Linked DNA regions of Homo sapiens: region 2 is linked to region 1. A link is a loop called in an ENCODE intact Hi-C map of the cell type or tissue named here. Cell type or tissue: ovary. All regions are shown on one strand. Links, peaks and the distances in the headings refer to the core of each region. The heading gives the core; the rest is flanking DNA. Region 1 overlaps DIRC3 (disrupted in renal carcinoma 3). Region 2 overlaps IGFBP5 (insulin like growth factor binding protein 5).

Region 1 (2,912 bases), core at 242-2,741:
GTACCCTAAAACTTAAAGTATAATAATAATAAAAAAAAGAGAATATATGTATCTCTACATATATCCTCATATATCTACATATGTAGATATAGATATACATACATACAAGCAAACTATACACACACACATTCCAACTTTATATCTAGAGTCATTTTCTTAGTCAGTCTGGGCTTCTATAACAAGATACCGTAGACTAGGTGGCTTAAACAACAGAAATGCATTTCTTACAATTCTGGAGTCTGGGAAGTCCAAGATCAGGGTGCAGAGTCCATGTCTGGTGAAGGCCCACTTCCTGGTTTGCAGATGACCATCTTCTCACTGTATCCCCACATAGTAGAGACAACAAGCTCTAGTCTCTCTGTCTTATTAAAAGACACAGTCCAATCATGGGGATCTCTACCCTCATAACCTCATCTAAATCTAACTGCCTTCCAAATGCTCAACTTCCTAATATTATGCCGTTGGGGGTTAGGGTTTAAATATATGAATTTGGGAGAGGGATATAAATATGCAGTCCACAATAGTTCTACATACAAACATACAGTCCATATAGTCCTTCATGCATTTATATCTGTATTTTTATACCTCTACATATTGCAAACTGAGCTCACACCAATATCTCTAATTCCACTGGGTTTATTCTTCTTTTCTTTTTTCCATATTTCCTACTCTCATTTCCAGTAATGAGAAACGTGGCTCCTATTATCCCTAGTACAGTTGTCCCTCAGTATCCATGGGGGATTTGTTCCAGAACTCCCTCAGATGCCAAAATCCATGGATGCTCAAATACCTTATGTAAAACGGTATAGTATTTGCATGTAACTTACACACATCCTCCTGTAACCTACACACATCCTCCTGTAACCTCTAGGTTACTTGTAATACAAAACACAATGTAAATGCTACATAAATAATTGTCATACTATATTGTTTAGGAAATAATGACAAGAAAAAAAAGCCTGTACATGTTTGGTACAGTTGTAACCAGCCATTTTTCCCCCAATATTTTCAATCCACAGTTGGTTTAATCCACAGAAACCACGAATGTGGTGGGTGACTGTTTTACCTGTTTTGTTCCATCTCTCTATATGTAAGCAGTCTCCATCACCACAACCCCCCAACTCCCACCCTTTTGCACAGACACTCTCCTCTCCTTGCACGGAACATATTTATACAAAAAACTTTCACATGTATCTGAAATTCAAATTTAACTGGGCATCCTGTATTTTTGTTTGCTAAACCTGTTAGTCCCAGAGGGCCAACCTAACTTCCATGCTCCCGGCCTTCAGGTGACTGTGCTGCAGCCCACGTTCTCTGCCCAGCCCTGGTTGTGTCCCTTCCTTGGAAGAGGTGTTGATCTCTAGAAACCCCCCCCAAAAAACTTTCCTGTTGCTCATCTCCATTTCAATCAGCTTCCAGGAACTAAACTTGCAACATCAAGCCTCTGCTTTATTATTTTCCTGGTTCTAAGATCCCAGAGGTCCCCACCCACACCCGTGTAAGCCCAGTTCCCAGAGCAGCCTCGATCCTGGCCCCAGGGCCTGGGGGTGATTCCAGAGAAGCCCCTTTGAGGGATTACGGGCGCAGGACGCTGGGCCTGCGGGCCTCCCGAGGGCTCCCGCCCACCAGGGGGCAGTCTTCACCTGCGTGTGAGCAGCTCCGGAGGCCCGGGCAGGGGAAGGGGTGGGCGCAGGGATAGCTCGCTGGGGGAACCCATGCGGGGCATACGTGCGTGAGGGCACGTGAGGGCCGTGCCGGCCAGAGCCCAGCGTGCGCGGCCTTGCGTGCGTGCACACGCATATGTGTCCAGGTGCCTACGCAGGTGCCTGACCCTGGGCAAGTCGCTCCGTCATGCGGACCTCAGTTTTCTCATCTGTCCGACGAAGGTATCTTTCCATCTCTGACTGTCGGTGTTCTTTATCCAAGACTGCTCAGCACATTGGGTCCTCTCTTTAGAGCCATCTCTGTTTATTGAACAGAAGAGGCAGGGATTCCAGGCCATTGAATTGATGCGGGGGGTGAGTGGGAGGAGACAGTGAGGCACGGGGGGTTTTTGTCTTTTGCTCCCCAAAGCAATACTCTTTAATTGGTTTCTAAATATTTGTATTTTTATTTTTTACAAAACTGTATTTCAAAATAATGTGAGTCTTTAAGTCCTATGCAAAGCTACCAGAATCCTTGGTCGTGCTTCCCTACTCATTTGCAGGAATCCGGGCAGAACATGAATTCTCAGAACTGGTGGGACTTTCCAACCAGTTGCTTCTCATGCAGAGGCAGAAAAATGAGGGGATCAACAGCCCAGGCCTCAGGGGCACCCTTCTTGGCCCTTACAGGTAATTTAATTGCTGTGCCTCAGAGTCTCTTCTGTAAAATGGGAATGATAATAGTACCCTAAGTGATAGTATTATTATTAAATATTGGCTGAGTGTTCCCAGCTTTGTCATAATACAGCTCTGTGACCTTGGCCCCTCTCTCAGGACCTTTGTTTCCTCATCAATAACGGGGAATGAAGCACTCATTTTGCGTGGTTGTGATGAACAGGTAGGTTGTTTGTGAAATCACCTGGTGGTACCTAGTAGGTATTAAATACCCATTTCTTTCTTGGATAAGTATTGCTTCCCAGTCAACACTTATCTTCCCTGTTGCCCTGGCCTCAGCAAGGTGACAGTGATAAGTCAACTGATCCCTTTCAGCAGAGACCTCTTCAGGACATCTGCCTTAGATGAAGGAGAGTGTAGGTGTTCAGGAAGCTTGGGGGAGATTGATTTACTTCCTGGAGGGCTTTTTGTTAGTCCTGAAATGTCACTATGTGGTTTGCTGCTTCCTCTGCCTGCGGGTGATGGGGTAGGGGTAGAAGGTGGAGGGGGTGCAGGTGTCTTGTTGGGAGCCCCTGGAAGTCACCTCTTTAGAGG
Region 2 (2,912 bases), core at 285-2,784, 1.1 Mb after region 1:
GGGAGGCCCTTTTCTGATCATGCCCCTTCTCTCCCACCCCATCTCCCCACCACCACCTCTGTGGCCTCCATGGTACCCCCACAGGGCTGGCCTCCCCTAGAGGGTGGGCCTCAACCACCTGCTCCCGCCACGCACCGGTTAGTGAGACAGGGCTGCCACGGCAACCGCCAAGCCCCCCTCAAGGTGGGACAGTACCCCGGACCCATCCACTCACTCCTGAGAGGGCTCCGGCCCAGAATGGGAACCTCAGAGAAGAGCTCTAAGGAGAAGAAACCCCATAGCGTCAGAGAGGATATGTCTGGCTTCCAAGAGAAAGGAGGCTCCGTTTTGCAAAGTGGAGGAGGGACGAGGGACAGGGGTTTCACCAGCCAGCAACCTGGGCCTTGTACTGTCTGTGTTTTTAAAACCACTAAAGTGCAAGAATTACATTGCACTGTTTCTCCACTTTTTATTTTCTCTTAGGCTTTTGTTTCTATTTCAAACATACTTTCTTGGTTTTCTAATGGAGTATATAGTTTAGTCATTTCACAGACTCTGGCCTCCTCTCCTGAAATCCTTTTGGATGGGGAAAGGGAAGGTGGGGAGGGTCCGAGGGGAAGGGGACCCCAGCTTCCCTGTGCCCGCTCACCCCACTCCACCAGTCCCCGGTCGCCAGCCGGAGTCTCCTCTCTACCGCCACTGTCACACCGTAGCCCACATGGATAGCACAGTTGTCAGACAAGATTCCTTCAGATTCCGAGTTGCCTACCGGTTGTTTTCGTTGTTGTTGTTGTTGTTTTTCTTTTTCTTTTTTTTTTTGAAGACAGCAATAACCACAGTACATATTACTGTAGTTCTCTATAGTTTTACATACATTCATACCATAACTCTGTTCTCTCCTCTTTTTTGTTTTCAACTTTAAAAACAAAAATAAACGATGATAATCTTTACTGGTGAAAAGGATGGAAAAATAAATCAACAAATGCAACCAGTTTGTGAGAAAAAAAAAAAAAAGCCGAAAAAAAAAAAAAAAACACCTGAATGCGGAAGAGCTCGGCTCCCGTTTAGCATTTTGTACTTAAGGAAATAAAAAACCAACAAAGGATCTCACATTTTCTTAAAAAGTGAAGATTGCTGTATACTATTTATTCAACTTATAATTTATGTTACTCCTTGATCTTTGTCTTTTGTCATGACAAAGCATTTATTTAATAAAGTTATGCATTCAGTTAGCCTGCGTCGGCTTCCTCCGAGGGCTCAGGGAAGGCAGGCAGAGGGAGAGGCAAGTCCCTGATTCTCCTCAGGCCACAGCCGAGAGGGGATGGAGAAAGGCCCCCGGTGGGATCAGGGCTGAGCGGCCACATGGTCCAGAGAGAACCCCTCATCCCCCAAGACAAGCACTCCCACTGGAGCTCCAGCGGCCCCTTCCCCATCTGTTGGAAAGCCACCACAGTCGTGGAACCCAAGGCAACCTACATAACCTCCTCAGGCCTCCATTTCCTTGTGGGTAAAACCTCATGGAGCTGCTGTGAGGATTCAACCAGTTAATGTCCCCAAAGCCCTGAGAACTGGGAATATTCAGCACCTGTTCCCCTACTGTTCTATTAATGATTATTACCATCTTTTCATCTCAGCCCTTGCTATGAAGTAAAGTGGCCTTCATCCACCCTTAGACAAATGAGAAGTTTCTGCTCCTTGGAGAAGATTTTAAGGAAGCCATTTCTAGAATGTTCCTTATTCCCTCCTCCCACTGCCTTGTAAGCTCATAACTCCTGGGAACCTCTGGCCAAGATAAAGTCTCCCTCTGGTTCCTACCCAACCTCCACCGCTGTCTGTGCCCAGTGAAGAGGAAAACCCAAGATGGCACCCCTGATGTCAACCCCTGGGCACTGAAGAGCACAGTTCTTACACCCTCCGACCTTCTGCCGCCTCACTGTGTTGCTTTCCTCCCTCCTAGGCCCCTTCGTCCCCAGGCTCTTCCCCTACGGCCCCTCCTGTGTTTCACAGAGCTGCACAGCACACTGCCCCTTAGGCACCCCACTGACCGCACACCCCAGAGTCTCAGGCCCAGGAGCAGAGCAGGGAGACAGAAGCGGTGGCATCCTCACTCTGCTCAGCTCAATGGCTGAGGCCACCAGGAAGCCATGTGTCCCGTCCTGTCCTAGTCACGGGGCAAGAGGAGTCACTGGGGCGTCCCTGCCTTGCCGATGGCCTGATTCGTCACCAGGCACACCTCCTTCTGGGGTGGCTGAGCCGCTTCCCTGACACCTGTGAGCACCAGGTCCCTCAAGTTCACAGAGTAATCTATCCAGCCAAAGAGCACAGGATTCGGATGCCTGTCACTCAGCCTGCCCTGCAGTCACCTGGGTAGCCAGGGAGGCTCCCACATGGCTCTCTCAGGCTACCGGGGCCCAGCAGTGGAGGTAGAGGAGGAGGAGGTGGAGGATGCATTAGGAGGTGCACAGAGGGAAAAGGCACCTTCTCTGCTTTCCTTTCCAGAGGTGCCTCAAGTCGGGGGACAGGAAAAGGAACTACGGGAAGGCCTCCCACGTGGCACCTCCTGCCCCCAGAGTGTCTCCTGGCTTATCCGGGGGAAGCTGCTCACCCTACCATTGCAGGCACACTGCCTGGAGCAGGTGCCAGCTGGGATCCTTCTCCCCAGTGCTCCTCCCCAGAGGCTCTCACGCCCGCCCCCCACACAACTGTATCCCCCACCACTGTGGTCCTTTCCTCCCCTTTCATCTCCTCCGACCCATATAACCCACATCTGTGAATCCCTGCTCACAGCCCGTGACCACCGATGATTCCGGCTCTGGACGGACTACTCCACTCCTGTCTCCCCACCACCCTGTACTGCCCGTGCTCAGTGGGACAACCCATACAGCCCCTTAGCGATAGCACCATTCCCCTGGGGTCCCCGCGGTTCAGCAGCC

The links. A loop is a pair of places that touch in the nucleus more often than their neighbours do. Peaks named below come from ENCODE experiments on the same cell type or tissue, not always from the same donor. Only the 100,000 strongest peaks of a DNase experiment are listed, where the experiment ranks them.
Region 2: it touches region 1 in a loop (4-fold over the local background); 35 of 110 quality-filtered maps call a loop at or near these places.

Annotation. Positions count from the first base shown.
Region 1 is chr2:217,755,442-217,758,353 of GRCh38, reverse strand. All of the region lies in intron 2 of DIRC3 (disrupted in renal carcinoma 3), which reads left to right. Among named protein-coding and RNA genes, the nearest start is that of DIRC3, 34 kb to the left of the region's middle. RefSeq lists a silencer at 1,538-1,707. In ovary, for the core only: a CTCF peak has its summit at 1,647 (motif pointing right); a DNase peak (open chromatin) is centred at 1,643; H3K4me3 peaks cover 306 bases.
Region 2 is chr2:216,670,404-216,673,315 of GRCh38, reverse strand. It overlaps IGFBP5 (insulin like growth factor binding protein 5), which reads left to right. Exons shown (of 4, transcript NM_000599.4): 4 at 1-1,211. Among named protein-coding and RNA genes, the nearest start is that of IGFBP-AS1, 23 kb to the left of the region's middle. In ovary, for the core only: no CTCF peak of the experiment used is centred there; a DNase peak (open chromatin) is centred at 1,345; H3K27ac peaks cover 2,179 bases.